Regions from separate parts of the Homo sapiens genome. Here region 1 is linked to region 2. A link is a loop called in an ENCODE intact Hi-C map of the cell type or tissue named here. Cell type or tissue: endothelial cell of umbilical vein. All regions are shown on one strand. Region 1 overlaps PDE4D (phosphodiesterase 4D). Region 2 overlaps PDE4D (phosphodiesterase 4D).

The links. Peaks named below come from ENCODE experiments on the same cell type or tissue, not always from the same donor. Only the 100,000 strongest peaks of a DNase experiment are listed, where the experiment ranks them.
Region 1: a loop joins it to region 2, with 10 times the contacts of the local background. A loop is called at or near these places in 35 of 110 quality-filtered maps.

The regions. Positions count from the first base shown.
Region 1 is chr5:59,214,424-59,222,423 of GRCh38, reverse strand. It overlaps PDE4D (phosphodiesterase 4D), which reads left to right. Exons shown (of 15, transcript NM_001104631.2): 2 at 6,456-6,647. Among named protein-coding and RNA genes, the nearest start is that of PDE4D-AS1, 180 kb to the right of the region's middle. In endothelial cell of umbilical vein, no CTCF peak of the experiment used is centred here; a DNase peak (open chromatin) is centred at 3,833.
Region 2 is chr5:59,363,885-59,371,884 of GRCh38, reverse strand. The region is part of intron 1 of PDE4D (phosphodiesterase 4D); the gene reads left to right. Among named protein-coding and RNA genes, the nearest start is that of PDE4D-AS1, 330 kb to the right of the region's middle. In endothelial cell of umbilical vein, a CTCF peak has its summit at 3,906 (motif pointing right); a DNase peak (open chromatin) is centred at 3,914; H3K27me3 peaks cover 162 bases.

The DNA.
Region 1 (8,000 bases), 150 kb after region 2:
ATGGCTAGGATAGATGAGGAAAGCTATTTACTCAGCACAGTAGCAGGACTCTGGCTCAGGAGAGGGCCCATATCATGGTCAAAAATAAATTGGGAAAAGTTTAAACTAGGGAAGCAGTGTCTAGCAAAAGGCCAAAAAGATGAGAAATGACCTTCAGCAGACAAACAATTACAAGGTCAGTAGACACAAAGTATGCGAGCAGTTGAGAGCGTGGATGAAAGGTAGATTGGAACTGTATTACCATCCAGTAATTCCACTGAAATGGAACAGTGTGGAGAACTGGGAGTAATTAGTTCATTCGTCAGTTTGTCCGACTTCTCTTTGTTTCTTGTAGGGGGCTGGTTCCATAGAAAAGGATGGGTCTGTGGAGTAAATGGTCATGAGTAGTGCTAGCCACACACATTCTTTAACACTTCTGAATGCAGCAGGCCAGCTGGTCATTACTGTTACTGCCCCCTCATGGGAGACCAAATATAGCTATATCATTCCTCCTCCAAAACTGCCTTCTGGCAAAAGTTATCTCTTTTAAGAATTGTGTGCATTCTTAAATTGCATTAAGGGAAGCAAACATATGGAACAAGAAAGCACCTCACTTAGTTCCATTTGCTAAGCCCTTTTGCAGACCCACTGACCCTTCCTTAATTCCAAATGAAATCTCAAATGCTATAAAGAAACCCGCCAAATGGGTTACAGCAAAGACTTTTTTACACCCTACTGTTATGTTCAGAATTGGAAAAAGCTGGGGATTTGGCAAATTCCAAAATGTTGGGTCATATGAAAACTTTTTTTTTTGAGACAGAGTCTCGCTCTGTCGCCCAAGCTGGAGTGCAGTGACGTAATCATGGCTCACTTCAGCCTCGACCTCCTTAGTTCAGGTGATCCTCCTGCCTCCACCTCTGGGGTAGCTGGGACTACAGATAAGCACCACCACACCCAGGTAATTTTAAAATTTTTTGTAAAGATGGTGTTTCACCATGTTGCCCAGGCTGGCCCTGAACTCCTGGGCTCAAGCAGTTCACCAGCCTTGGCTTCCTAAAGTGCTGGGATTATAGGCATGAGCCACCACACCCAGCCCCATACGAAAATTTAGTCTCAGAATTAGCCTTTGCATGCGTCACCTGTAAGTTAATCAGAATGTTACTTTCAAAAGTTCCCTGCAGGTGAGGAAGCTAAAAGGTATTCTTGTATTTTTTTAAATGAAACTTCATAATAGAGGTGTAAACAGAGTCCATTCTCCCCAGCCTTAGAATCAGACAGCTTGAGTTTAAAACCCACTTATGAGCTTGAGCATACTACTGAACATAGAGTCACTTGTCTATGCCTCAGAGTCCCCATGGTCGAATGGAAAATACAGTGCCTACTTCAAAGTGTTATTGTGAGGATTAAATGAGATAATATATGCAAAGCACAGCGCCTGGAACATGGAAAGTGCTCCAGAAGTTTTATTGTTATTAACATTATTATTATTGCCACCATCATCATTAAACTTGGTAATTTTTACTCTCCCCAATCCTTTAGTTACTTTTTCAAACTTCTAGTTTTTTGCTTGGGCTCCATCTAATTGGCTGTGAGTCAAAAGAGAATTCACCACATCCAAGTGTTTTCTAAAGAATGTCTTTGGAAAATTCACAACTGATCATTTTGATACCAGCATCTAAGGTTAGGGCTACCTTATCCTTCATCACCTTCTTGTTTTATTCATAACACCACGATGTGGACTATTGATAAAATTATGTTTCAAAGATAACTAGCTTATTTGAAGCCATCTATAATTTCAGCCCAAACTGACTAATTAGGCTAACTTTCAGAAAGTTAAGTAAGTGTCTAATTCTCAGTTAACTTACTACCTACTGAGTAAAAATGTGCTGCCTTTTAAAATCCACAACTAACCTCCCTACTCAAGGCAAACCCCCTAGTTCTAATATTTGAAGTATTTAATGAACAAGCCTTTTTGGGGGTCCTCTTGTAGTTAAAACATTTATTTTTCTCCTTTTTTTTTTTAACTCTGTTTTTTGTCTTTCTTTTTTTTTTTTTTTTTTTTTTTTTGAGACAGAGTCATGCTCTGTCGCCTAGATTGGAGTGCAGTGACACGATCAGTCACTGTAACCTTGAACTCCTGGTCTGAAGCGATCCTCCCACGTGTGCCTCTAAAGTGTCGGGATTACAGGCATGAGCTACTGTGCTCAGCCTCTACTCTGTTTTCTACCTTTTATTTGTTGCAAAAGCAACATGTTTATTTTAACAAATACTGGTCTTCCTCATCTTACTCCCCTGAGATTTCAATGTTAAAAGTTGATTTGTGTGTTTCCACGTAAGTCTTTATAACAAGCTTCTGCTGACACTCCTTGGCCCAGCTTTCCATAAACACATCCATCCCTACCTATTAGGTTGAACTGTACAAAATTGCCATTTTTATAGGTCCCCACTATTCTTTAATACCAAGCCTCAAATTTAGCCAGACACTAAATGTCCTGTTTTATATACACGCCTTATTCATTCCTTCTTGGTTTTGTTTTTGTGGCTTCACTTTTGCTGGATGGCCTCCACCCCCAACCCCAGCTCTACTCTGGCTGGACATTTTTTAACTCTCCTTCAAAGGTGTACATCCTGCAACTTCTTAAATTCCCTTTACATTCATTGTCTACATCACATAGTCTGATTGCCTATATAATACAATTTCGTGTTTTAGTATTTATATGCTATTTAATACAGATGCCACCTGTTTTGCTGCTTTTATTTTCTCTGGTTGCTTGATGTTCTATTACCTTAACTAGACTTTAGTGCTTTCTAGAAAAGGACAATGTGTAGTATATCTGTACTTATTCAAGTGCTGATCTAAGGACATAGGATGTAATGTAAAAGTTTATTCAATGACTATTTCAAAATACAAAGTCTCTCTTTGTATAAAGTCATTCACTAATACTGACATTGGCTGATACTTCAGACTGGAGATTCTCGGTAATATTACTTTTTCTTGATAATTAATTTTGATTATAAGAGGATTTAATATCATGGAAATAAATTATGCAAATGAACTCAGACCCTAGGTTCACTTCCCAGAACAAACCGTATTCTGAGAATACTTGTGGTGCCAAAATTTAGAGTGAAACCCCAGACTATTAATGATGCTCAAGTTACTTTACTCCAACACAATAAGTACTCAGTGATTTGTTACGGAAATTCAATTAAGTCTTCTCAAGTATTTTTTTTCTTTTCTTTTTTTTTTTTAATTATACTTTAAGTTTTAGGGTACATGTGCACATTGTGCAGGTTAGATACATATGTATACATGTGCCATGCTGGTGCACTGCACCCACTAACTCGTCATCTAGCATTAGGTATATCTCCCAGTGCTATCCCTCCCCCCTCCCCCCACCCCACAACAGTCCCCAGAGTGTGATATTCCCCTTCCTGTGTCCATGTGATCTCATTGTTCAATTCCCACCTATGAGTGAGAATATGCGGTGTTTGGTTTTTTGTTCTTGCGATAGTTTACTGAGAATGATGATTTCCAATTTCATCCATGTCCCTACAAAGGACATGAACTCATCATTTAAGAAAAAGTCCAATAAAATATCAGTCACTATTTTTAGATCTTCATTCTCAATGTTTGTAAAGCTAATACTAATATTAGATTAATGTAATTTTATCAATATTGATAATTACTTAGTATACATTGTGAACTTTGTTTTTTGGATGTCATTTAAAGGGTTATTTTCATGAGTTCCTAAGAAATAATTTAGGCCTTTAAGGTTATTTAACCCTTCAGTAGAAAATAGTTTCCTTGTTTAAGAAAATGATCTCCATCTAGTGGACAAATTTTTATATTACAGTATACAAAGAAAAATATTAAAGCCCCTAGAATATCTCATATCAAGCACTTCCTGACCTATTAATAAATGTTTTGGTTTTAGTGCTAATATTATGGCTTAAAAGTTGTAAGATTTAAAAATATCATAACTATCTAAATGACTTAAGGTATTTAGCAATATTTGTTTCAAAACTTATAGTGGAGTGTTAAGACTTGCTTGATTTAATTGGAAAAATTATAATTAAAGAAAAAATTACTGATTTATACAAATTTGGTGTTTACTCAGTTGAACTGAAAAAAACTAAACCAAAACTCACACTTCTGTATCTCTTACATTTCTGTTCATGCACAGGAAGGAGGGGGTATTTTCTTTTTTAAAGTGTAGCAATAAGAATATCTTGATATTAAAGGGAAATAAACATAAACATTTCTACAGGCATTCACATTACTAGGTCCTCCTCATGCTGAAAAGCTGCCATGACTATCTTCTTAGAAGAGAAATCTACTTTGCCAAACCCCCACTATTTAGAAGTTTTTAATGTCTTCCAGTTGTGTACTAAATACCTTCAAAAACCTTCTTAAATACTACTCTTCATGAAAACTTCTCAGATATCCCAGCCTGAGTTAGTCATTCATCCTTTATTTTTGTATCTTAATGCACTCATATTAAGTGCTTAATAAATGCCTATTTAAGCATATCCAAGGAGAGTTTGCCAAAGATCCCTAATGTATGTCTATTGAATGATTAGAGACCATCCTCCCCTTCCAGCCTTCCTGGGAATTGACAAGGTTTCACATACATATGTGCCTATCCTATTCTGGTGAAACAGATGTCCCCTGTTTGGGTGCCACATATATTTGTGGTTTATATAATCATGCAGTAGAGCTGGAAGGACTTTAGGAACAATCGATGATTCAATGCAGTTAGCTCAGTGACTGGTCAATTAACTTTTCTAGGACCTGGTATCCTCGTCTGTAAAGTGAGTCTGTTCGACTTGACAATCTCTCATTGTCCTTCCTGAACCAAATAAATATATCTATAAAGAGACACAATTCTAAGAAAATTTTAAGTTGGAAAAACATATTTACAGCTGCTCAAGATAATGAGTTTTCCCTCTTCTGTTTATTTGATGGATTATTTCGGAGCCACTGTTATTTGATCACAGATTCAAAAGTGATCCATGAAACATCTTCCAATCTTAGAGTCATAACTCTATTTATTAATGACTCCGATAAAGAAAATAAAGGAATGTTTTAAAATGAGCTAGTTAATAGTTTGAATAAAGATTCTAATGGGGAAAATATTAATGACAGCAAAACTTGAATTCACATGTTTATTTATTCTTTCAACAAGTTTTTCTTTAAAACCACACACCTGCTGGGCTATCATAAGCTATCACCCTCCTCTCCTAAGAACACATGAAAGTTGACTTTATTTTAATACTGGTTGATGTTTCACTAGAAAGGTTCTTTGTGGAAAGTTTATCTAGATTATAAGGACTATGACGTTAAGAACTGTGTGTGTAGATTTTTTCCCAGCTCTAAAATATGTATTGCTGAGCACAGTGCCTTTTATTCATTTAATCATTTACTCAAGACACTTGGGCACAGTTTTCAATGTGCCAAGAATACGCTGAGTCTCCATTTGTAGAGAGCTCACAATCTAGGAATGGAGACCGGGTGAAAAACATTTTCAATTCATTGTAAATTCTGTCATTAGGGAGTGGGAAAGTGTCTTGGGAGCGTAGAGAAAGGGCCTTTCATAAAGCTCTGATGTACCAGGGTAGCCTTTCAGGTGCAGGCTAAGTCTCAAGGATGAGTGACAGTTAGGCAGGGGAAAGGGGATTTGATTATTTAGGGGAGCAGGAGGTGAGGTGGTGATGGCCTGTGAGAAGGAGATAGTGCCTCAATATGAGTTGAGCAAGAAGTACCCAATAGCTGAGGATGGCAAGTTGAGGCTGGGGGCAACTAATTGCAATTGAGAGCAGATGGTTAGACTGGCAGTCTGGCAAAGAAATTTTGACTTCATCCTGAGAGCAATGGTAAGTTACTGAAGGGTTTTAAACTGAAGAATGACACTGGAAAATGGATTCAAGACACTAATATAAAGGTTGTTATAATAATATAGGTGAAATTTGATGGAGACCTGAATTTAAAATATTGGTAGTAGGGATGGAAGGAAGTGGGTACAATAGAAATTAATGCTTGGATGGATGTTATAGGGTAGGAGTGTGGAGGGAGAAGCCCAGGTTTGGGAGAACAGCATTAGGCACAAAATGGGTATTTGTTGAATCGAATTCAAATATTTGATGAATTACTGTGTATTTGTTATTTTCCGAAAGGAATTTTGTACTTAGAAGATTATGTTTTGCAGAGTGTTTCCCTTTTAACTGAAGTAGAGTTTGGAAAAACCTGTATCTTGTATCTGGTCAGTTAACAACAGTATCCAGGAGAACAAGAATGTGAAGTCAATGTGTTTTTCTTTTATGTATTTCAATATTATCATATTTTTATGGCAGAAATTAGCTGTAATTTTCATTCCTGCTAATTCCACTGTCAGTTCCTCAGCTGACGCTAAATGCTTTTTGAAAATATGAACATGTGAATGTTCACAGCAACATAATTCCTTCTCCTTCCTTTACAGTTTTGATGTGGACAATGGCACATCTGCGGGACGGAGTCCCTTGGATCCCATGACCAGCCCAGGATCCGGGCTAATTCTCCAAGCAAATTTTGTCCACAGTCAACGACGGGAGTCCTTCCTGTATCGATCCGACAGCGATTATGACCTCTCTCCAAAGTCTATGTCCCGGAACTCCTCCATTGCCAGTGATATGTAAGTACAAGGGCAGGCAAAGAGAGAGAAAACCGAGTAAATTTATATCTAGAGCTGATGACATAATAAAACTAATGACTTTTGTTCAACTGTATCACTCTCCTCCAATGTAGAAAGAATATGAATAAAATTATACAAGCTAGAAATGAATGGTAGATTTAACCTGAGTGCACTGTCACTCTTGATTAACACACACACACACACACACACACACACACACACACGCATGTATTTATTTTCCCAGAAAATACTTTATAGGAAAACTGAGAATTAAATTTTTAATGGAAACTAACACTTAAATCATTAGCTTATATTTATGTAGAGCCTGAGTTTTAGCTACCTAACTACATGGATATTTTCTAATATTTTGAAAAGCTTTCAACTCCATTGAAAAGTCCTGTGATAATAGACTGTATAGCATTTTGAATATATTTCAATTAATGTATGTACAGATGTTAGCACTGGTTTGCCAGATCATTTAAGAAATCTTTGTGGGACTTTGCCAAAATTAAACCAACTTTTAAGGATCATGAGAGGCAAGCACAGAAAACATTAGACAGACTTGAATATCATTTAAGATATAGTACAGCTTGAAAAACAATGAAAACTGACAAGCAGGTTTGCAGATCCTGTACCATCACTAGCTCATTTTCTCAGTGCATTTCATTCTTGTGGTAGTGTGCATGTTTTTCTACATAGGTCTTTATTCTCACTCAATACCTATACTATCATTCGTGGCACATCTGCCTCTGTATAGAATCGATCTTCATCTTTCTCTCTTGGTCTATACATTTGTCCAATAACATTCACCATCTTTTCATGACACCCATCTCAAAAACTCATAACAGGCTGCAATTTATCTTATAAGAATTAGTCTGTATGGAACCCCTGAGTGTCTAGTGTTATTCTTGCCATTCTAACAGAGCATCAGTTGTATTGCAATAGGTCTACATGGGGTTCTAGAAATGAAATTATATTTCACTCATTTTTACAAACTATGGTTGCTATTTTAGCAGTTGTATTATTGACGTCTACCCTTCTTCATCTCTAAACAACTTTCTATTCCTAGTGGCCCTATTTTTACATTATTTTTATCTCACTTCCTTAGATTTGAAATTCATGACACTTACTTATTCATTCACACATAATGAGAATGCTTCTTGAGCAAATATGGTGTATTTAAAGCTCTGAATCTGTGGAGCAGTGAGGTCTGGCATTTTAGACCATTGTAATAAAATATGGTGAGCACAATCCTTGAGGCATTTATCATGTACTGCAGGAACAGAGAGAGGAGATGGAGAGTTTTCCACCCAAGGGAAAGATACAGAAAATACCGGGCTAAGGGAACAACAT
Region 2 (8,000 bases):
CCTTTAGAGAAAAGAAGACTGCAGTTTGCATTTTGCCCTGGGTAAGAAACAAATTAGAGATGTAAAGAAACTTTGCTAAGCACTACAGATGCCTTTGACGTGTTTATTCCCGTTGACTCATAACTGTGTCTCACCAGATAACCTATAGTATATTCATACCGAAACTTATCTTTTTCTAATACTTTAGTTATTAGTTTTTAGGTAACCTGAAGAAGAATGAATATGAGCTTTTCATATCTATAGTAGGTTCACTTCCAATCCAGAGAAACCATGGACAGACCTTTTTTTCAGCTAAACAAAGTGTGGTAGTTTAACATCGCAGTAAGATCAAAAACCACCTTAACTGAGTATGAAAAATATTTGATGATACAGTAGTCTTCAAACTAAGTTTAAAAGATGCAAATAGTACATATATGCCAGTACATATGCCAGTGTCTTGAATACTGGGAAAAAGGAGGATTCGAGTGGGGGAAAGTTCACGACATTGTCTCTCTGCCTCTAATCTTTCCTGCTCAAGTCCTTGCAAGTAGAATCAAAATATCAATTGTTCTGAAATTAATTCTGCTTTTATTATTTCACTCCCTTGTTCAGAGAAACTTGGTAAGTTTTCACTTCTAAATGGAACAAAGGTCCCACTCCTAACGTATCATTCAAGTTCCTTCACAGTCCAGTCTCAACCTTTCTTTCCTTTCTTTTCCTAACTATCATTGTTCATAATACAGTAATATACCCTCCCAGGAGTATTCAATCTTTTGGCTTCCCTGGGCCACATTGGAAGAATTGTCTTGGGCCCCATATAAAATACACCAATATGATAGCTGATGAGCAAAAACAAAACAAAAAGTCTCATGATGTTTTAAGATAGTTTATGAATTTGTGTTGGGCCACATTCAAAGCCATCCTGGGCCATGTAGCCCACAAGCCACGGGTTGGACAAGCTTACAGGTCTAAACTCTGATAATTTCACTACACCTTGGATATTCATACTTCTGGTGAGCAGAGGCTGCTTACACTTTTTATAGGCCAATATCAATCATAACGTTTAAGTGTTTAATAAGTATCAATATTTATCTCATATGGCTCTCAGAACAGTGAATTAATTCACTTAGCAAATATATATTGAACCATTACCACTATCTGGCCCTATTCTAGTTGTTGGCCAAACAGCAGTGAATCAACATGTCTCTCCTCTGAAAGAATTTAATTTTTTGTGGGGAGGATAGTACAAAATATATGAAATACATAAACACATTCAAAATGTGTGTCGTGATGGTTAGTTCTATGAAAAAAATTAGTGCAGAGTAAAGAAATAGTAATACGAGTGTGATTTTAGATTAAAAAGTCAGAATAGGTATCCCTGTCTGTTAAACTGACATTTAAATCTTAACAAAATGAGTGAATTATGCATTTTTCCAAAGGAAGAGTGTTTCAAGAAAAAGAAATAGCAAGTGCAAAGCTCCTTAGGAGGAGGCACATTGTGTTTAAGGAACAGGAAGAAGTTGAGTATTGTGGGAACTGAGTAAGCAAGAAAGAGAATAGAAAAGGAGGCCATAAAGAGAGGAGAGGGCTTTTGAAAACCATGGAAAAGAGTTTGGATTTTATCCCAAATGGAGAGGGAAACTAGTAAAGGGTTTTGAGCAGAGAAATGGCATACATTTTCAAAGGATCACTCTGGGTGCTCTGTGAAGAATAGAGTAGGAGCAAGAGTAGAAGCAGGGAAAATGGTTATGACGCCACTGCAATAGCCTTGGAAGGAGACAGTAGTGACTTGGACCCGGGTGATGGCAGTGGAGATGGCGAGAAGTGATCAGATTCTGGCAATGTTTTGAAACCAGAGCTAATTGTGTTTGATGACGGATTTTTACATAGAGTGAGAGAAAAAGAGATGAGTCAAAGATAATTCAAGGGTTTTTGGCCTGAACAAATTGGAAATGTGTGTTTTTATTTATTGAGCTTGAGGAGTTCAAGGGAGGAGTAGGTTTAGTGGTGGGGTGGTTCTGTTTGAGCATTTTGAGTTTGATAGTCCTGTTTGTGGAAAATGCTTGGAGTGCTGCCCCATTTCCCTCCACCCACTATAGAGTTCACCTGAGGCTATGGCAGACTCAGTCAGTTTCCCATCTCAGGCACCTGGGGGCTTTCTGCAGTACAAAGGAGCCTGCTGAGACCGTTTACAGAATTTTTTAACATTCCCAGTGGCAACACTCCAACATTGAGGGTCCAGAGTTGGTGCTCATATACCCCAGGTTCCACATTCTCCAGTGGGACAGTCCTGAGGCATGTGTATATATGGTCCCACAAAAGGTCCCTGGGGAGATTGGGCCCCATCTGCCCCTGCTTATTAATACACACTGTATTAACTTTTCTTCCTTTGCTATCCCACTTCTCCATCACCTAACTTTGATTTCCTAGAATCGCCTTCCTGCCTCTTCTCCAAATAAACTACGCACTCCAATATTTTGCAGTCTCCCTGGAAGGAATTAAACCTAAGACTATTAAATACCCATATGTCAATCTCCAAGAAGGAGATTGATATACTATTCTGAAAACCAGGCAAAATGTCAGGGATGGAGATACAGTTGGGAGGCGTTAGTCTTTTTCACAAGCCTATTCAAAAGCCCATTGCACAAGCACTAGATATGTGTAGATTCCTACACAGACTTGTTACCGTCCTTGTCTGCCTCATGTCATCTCTTCCACATGAATACAATGATACTCATCAATGAATGCTCTGAACTTTCAGCAAAGGCCACAGTAGAATTTCTAGATAGTAGTAGATTGAGAAGTGATGACAATTTGATTGGAAGCTAAGGGATCTTGGGGACTTGTCTTGAATTTGCATTTACATAGAAAGCACATCGTTTTTATGTTTGACACATATTTATTTGTGGTGGGTTTGGAAAACCTTGTAGCGGTTATGGAGGGGCACCCCAACCCATCCTTTGGTGTTGCCATTGCTTTTTAATTATGATTTGTGCTAAGCCACACATTCTCATTTTACCTAGCTCAGGGTTCTAAGCATGTTTTTCATGATGGTTTGGTTAGGAAAGTGAGTAGCAATGAATGAGCTCCTCAATAAATACATAGCACAGACACTGACAGGCAAAGTGAAGTTTGTAATCACTTCCCAATCAATTGTTCAACTGAATGTGAGAAGAAATCATTTTCTCTCCTGTTTTGAGTCAGAATATCACATAAAGCACAACTCTTCCTGCATACATTGTATCATATTCCACAGTAATTTACTTTTTTGCAAGAAGTATCCAAAATTTGGTTTTTCCTGCTGAGCAGTTATCCAGATAATTGCAAATCAGTGGAATCATTTACATGAATAAAGATTTTTATTCTAATTAACGTGCTAAATCAAGCACACCAAATGTCTCTAATTCTTATATTACTCAAATGGCAATATTTTTGTCAGTGACTATCATATGAAATTTCAGGTGCCTAATGCATTTTCAAATGGCACTCATAAGCATACTAACGTTTTATAAATAAATGTCTCCATATTTTTAAGATGAATGGACAATTTTTGATTTTTAATGTAGTCCCCAATTTTCAATTTTTCAATTTTCATTTACCGAATGGAGAAACAGCATTCATCAGAGCAAAAGAGCAAGTTTCACAAGTCATGGGAACAAACATAGATGCTAATTTCCTATTTTAGGAAGTTCTTTTTAAAGTATTATCATTAAGAAGCACAACTCTGTGGAATATTTATGTGCACATTTAATAATAGAGAATTCGGATGTCAAGTCTGTGTGTTACTCATACCCATACATGCATCCTCAAAAAGCCTTGGAAGTTAATCCTCAGCTGATGAAAGCTAAGCAATTGCTCTGGAAGGATACTTGAAGTTTTTGGCTCTTGGGGTGAAGGTACAGTCACGAAAACCTCTCTTCACAAGAGGGCGCTGTGCAAACAGCTAGCTCCTCGTGAAGGAAAATTGCCTTGCAGACTGGCACGAAGTGGATTTCTTTACATCTATTAAGTGCTCTGCTCTTCATAAAGGAAAATTTCCTTGCAAACTGGCACGAAGTGGATTTCTTTACATCTACTAAGAGCTCTGCTTCTTTCTCTCTCTCTTGCTTTTTCCTTGCCATGCCTCTTCTTAGGCTCTGTAAGGCAGACTTCTTGTCTTCTCTAGTTATGCTTCTGCAAACTGCATCATGCTGATTCTATTAATGATTTGATTTTAAATAATACCATCATAGGTGTTAAATGATGTGTATGCCTATCTGGCTTCTCAGGACTTCTCTCTCACTACTTTACATCTCACCAATGTGTAAAATATCTATGAGACATCTTTAATTTAATATGATTCAAAAGTCTTTACTCTTGACCTTTGTTTGAAGTCTAATCAACTAAAAACCTAAAATTCCTGGTGGGAAAAAAAGAAACTTGACTACTCTAGTTTTTTAATAACATGTATTTCATTTATTCTGATTATAAAAGTCATCTTTATTTATTGTAGAAAATATAAACATTATGGAAAATAAAATTTAAAAACATCTATCATTCTATTACCCAGAAATAACTTGATCAACATTTTGGTGCATATTTTAATGAATAGATTTTTAAATGAGAAATGCTTTTCAGGAGTAATTAGATTCTACTTAGTATTGACAATTTTATAATATGCTTTTAAACAAAGTATTAACATTAACTTTTTTGGAAAATGCCACTTTCTGCTACTTATAGCTGTATTGGCTATTTTCTCAGAACTTCTGCTGTAATGAGTTTATACTAGAGTTGCAAATACACGTTCTTTGAATGTACTTGAGGAGTCGATAGTCTGAATCTGAGATTTTCCACAGCTCTTGGAGCACCTGAGAACACACTAGCTTCTTCCACGATTCTGCAGTACTTGCTCCTTCCTGATAGGATGCCTTTGTAAGCGTACAACTCCAAACATGGGCTGAGTGTTCAGTAATCATTTGTGTTGAGTTCTTCAGTTTCATGGAGACTAAAATTAGGTTTTCTCTGTCACTCTTGTAATGTCATCTGACCTTGACCTGCATTTCAAATTGCTGAGAAGTTAGCAAGCTGACTTTTACACTAGGCACATCAGAAATAATTGATTAAAAATAGAGTTATTGAAGTTGAATTTTTTTCATTTATAGAAAAGTACAATGTCTTGTTCATGACAAACAAGGCCTAACATTTATATAATGTTCATTTAAAATATATCAAAAGAAAACAAAATAATAAAACCCACAGAAAACCCAAAAACAACTCACCTATTAAAACATCTCTTGATTTATAAATATTATAGTTTAGTTTGTACAATATCAGTAACTGTGGAAAGCTCCCAATTATCTCATTCCCAAGTGCTTGACTGACTCATAACTTACCAACAATTTTCTTATTTCAGAGAATCCCAAAAACATATTACCTAGGACTAACCTGGAATAAAACTTCATGGTTGATAGCTTTTATCAATTAAATGGGTATTGATTTGGATAACTCATAATCTTGAGCATATCTTTAGATTTACTTTTTATCCTGAATTTATTTTTGTTAGTAAGATTTAGAAATTCAGATTTATTTTGTGCTTTATATGACATAGAAAAAAACAAATTGTCTTTCCTGTACAAAGTCCACCCTTCAAAATAGACTCCAGAAGAAAACATAGAGACTTATAACTTAGGTTAAACATAGGCACAATCCTAAATAGTATTCAGATGAGTCTTACCTGAATAATTGCTCACCTAATATGATAATCACCTGTTAAGAAGCAGTTTCTTAAATGTCACTGTTGGAATCTAAACAGTAGATACACAGGTGTTCACTGTAAACTTGTTTCAATTTTTCTGTATTTTTGAAAATGTTCATAATACCATCTTGGGGGGAAAAAGCCTCTTTTTGACATGGCAAGAACCATATTCTACTGAAACAGATCTTATATGCTCTATCAAGTTTATATTTTAGACATCCCTAATTCAGCTCATTCTGGACTATTCCAGGACTGATTGCCCTACTAAGGCATGCTTATTTTTTTCTTTATGTGTATAAGAAGGATTCAAAGGGACCGTTTGTCAGTTTTAATGTGTGAGCACTACTGATATGTTTTATTGAGAAAAAGCTTACTGCCACAGATCACAGAGATATTTTTCCGAGGTAAGATTCTTGCTGGTTTGCAAGTTTTGTAAGGAGGCACCAGGACCCATCTCTGTACCCCCAGCCACGGAGCCCTTATTTAGACCCACACTGGGCTGAAATAGAAACTTCTGTACAAATGTATCTCTCCTGTGCTCTTTCCACTTTAACAGAATAGAAAGAATTGACTGGTTGAGCCCAAATATTTCCCCCAGGCCAGTGTTACAAACTGGCGTTTCACCAAAAATAACTCATTTGATATGTTTTTAATGTTGATGATCTGAAAAATCATCTTCTTGTTTTTGTTTGTTTGTTTGTTTTTAGAGATAGGGTCTTACTCTGTCAGCCAGGCTGGAGTGCTGGAGTTCAGTGGCACACTCACAACTCACTGCAGCCTCGATTCCCAGGTTCAGGTGATTCTCCCACCTCGGCCTCCCAAGTAGCTAGGACCCCAGGCATGCACCACCATGCCTGGCTAACTTTTCTCTTTTTTGTAGAGATGGGATCTAGCCATGTTTCCCAGGCTGGTCTCCAACTCCTGGGCTCAAGAGATCTGTCCGCCTTGGCCTCCCAAAGTGCTGGGATTACAGGCATGAGCTTCATACCTGGCTACCTTCTTCTTAATTATATACATTTTTTCTTAAATAAGAGCTCATGTTATTTTTTATTTCTATAAATATTTTATATTCCTTCTCTTCTTATTGCCCTGATACTTTAAATAAACCTAAGCCCAGTCAAATTTTGTATTACCCTTGAGTTTCAGTTTTTGGTTCATTCAGCCCTAAGTTCTCTTTGGGCATGAATTGTTTTCACCATTGACTACTAGCAGGCAGCTGGCATAGCCTGGGACATGTGAGGTGATGCTAAACATGCATTTGTGAGTAGAAGGAAGGAAGAAAGGAGGGAAGGAAGGAAGGAAGGTAGGTAGGAAGGAAGGAAGGAAGGTAGGTGGGTGGGCAAGAGAGAGGGAGGAAGAAAAAAAGGAAGGGAGGCTGGTTGGTTTGATTAGCTGTTGAACAAAATTCCATATAGAAAGTAGCTTACTAGTCTATATCTTTTAGCTCTGTTTATTTCAAAGCTTTGTGTGTTTTTGTTAGGGTCACTTATAGAATATTTAGAAAAATACTTGCTGCCTCATGCATTTCACCATCCAGTGCCTGGTGAGACCTAAAAGCCCATAGTTATAATTTTGTTTCTTTGACCAAAGTTTGTTTTATTTTCAAATATAAATTCAATCCCTTAAGACTCACCTATAGCATATATATCAAACAAAAACACGTCAAATTTAACTCAGAATTTTGCTGGATAAATGATTTTACTGGATATCATCTGACCAATGAAATAACAATTGTGTGTTCTCAAATTTACTTCTACATTTTTAAGGTAGTAAGTTTAATTAAAAATCTCTAATATAAAAATGGCTTATTCTCTAAAATTTAGAGGTAAGCTAAAGTTTTCATCAAGGCCCCATTATTTAGCACTTTCCAAACTTGGGAAGGTCACTTAACTCCACTGAACCAGTAGAAATAAAATTAGTGGTAACACTGAAAGCAAAAACCAGAACCAGTCCAATTGTCTTATTAATAATAGCCTAATTGTGTAAATGTCTGTTATAAATTTCTTAGCTGGTTCTGAGAGATAGCTAGTAAATGGCACCCTAAGTTTTATATATTCTGTTACAAAACAAAAACAAATAACAACAATAAGCTGTTTTCTTTTGCTGTTACTCAAACATCTGGATTTCTATTGTAGCCCCTAGCACATTGTTACCTTTGGTTGGATGGACTGAAAAGTGTTGTGATTTTTCTCCTATGTAGAATATTCAGAGGGAAAGTGCAGGGCAGTGCACAATGCATACAAACATTGACAGGATCACTTTTCCTCAAGCTGAACTATACTCTAGG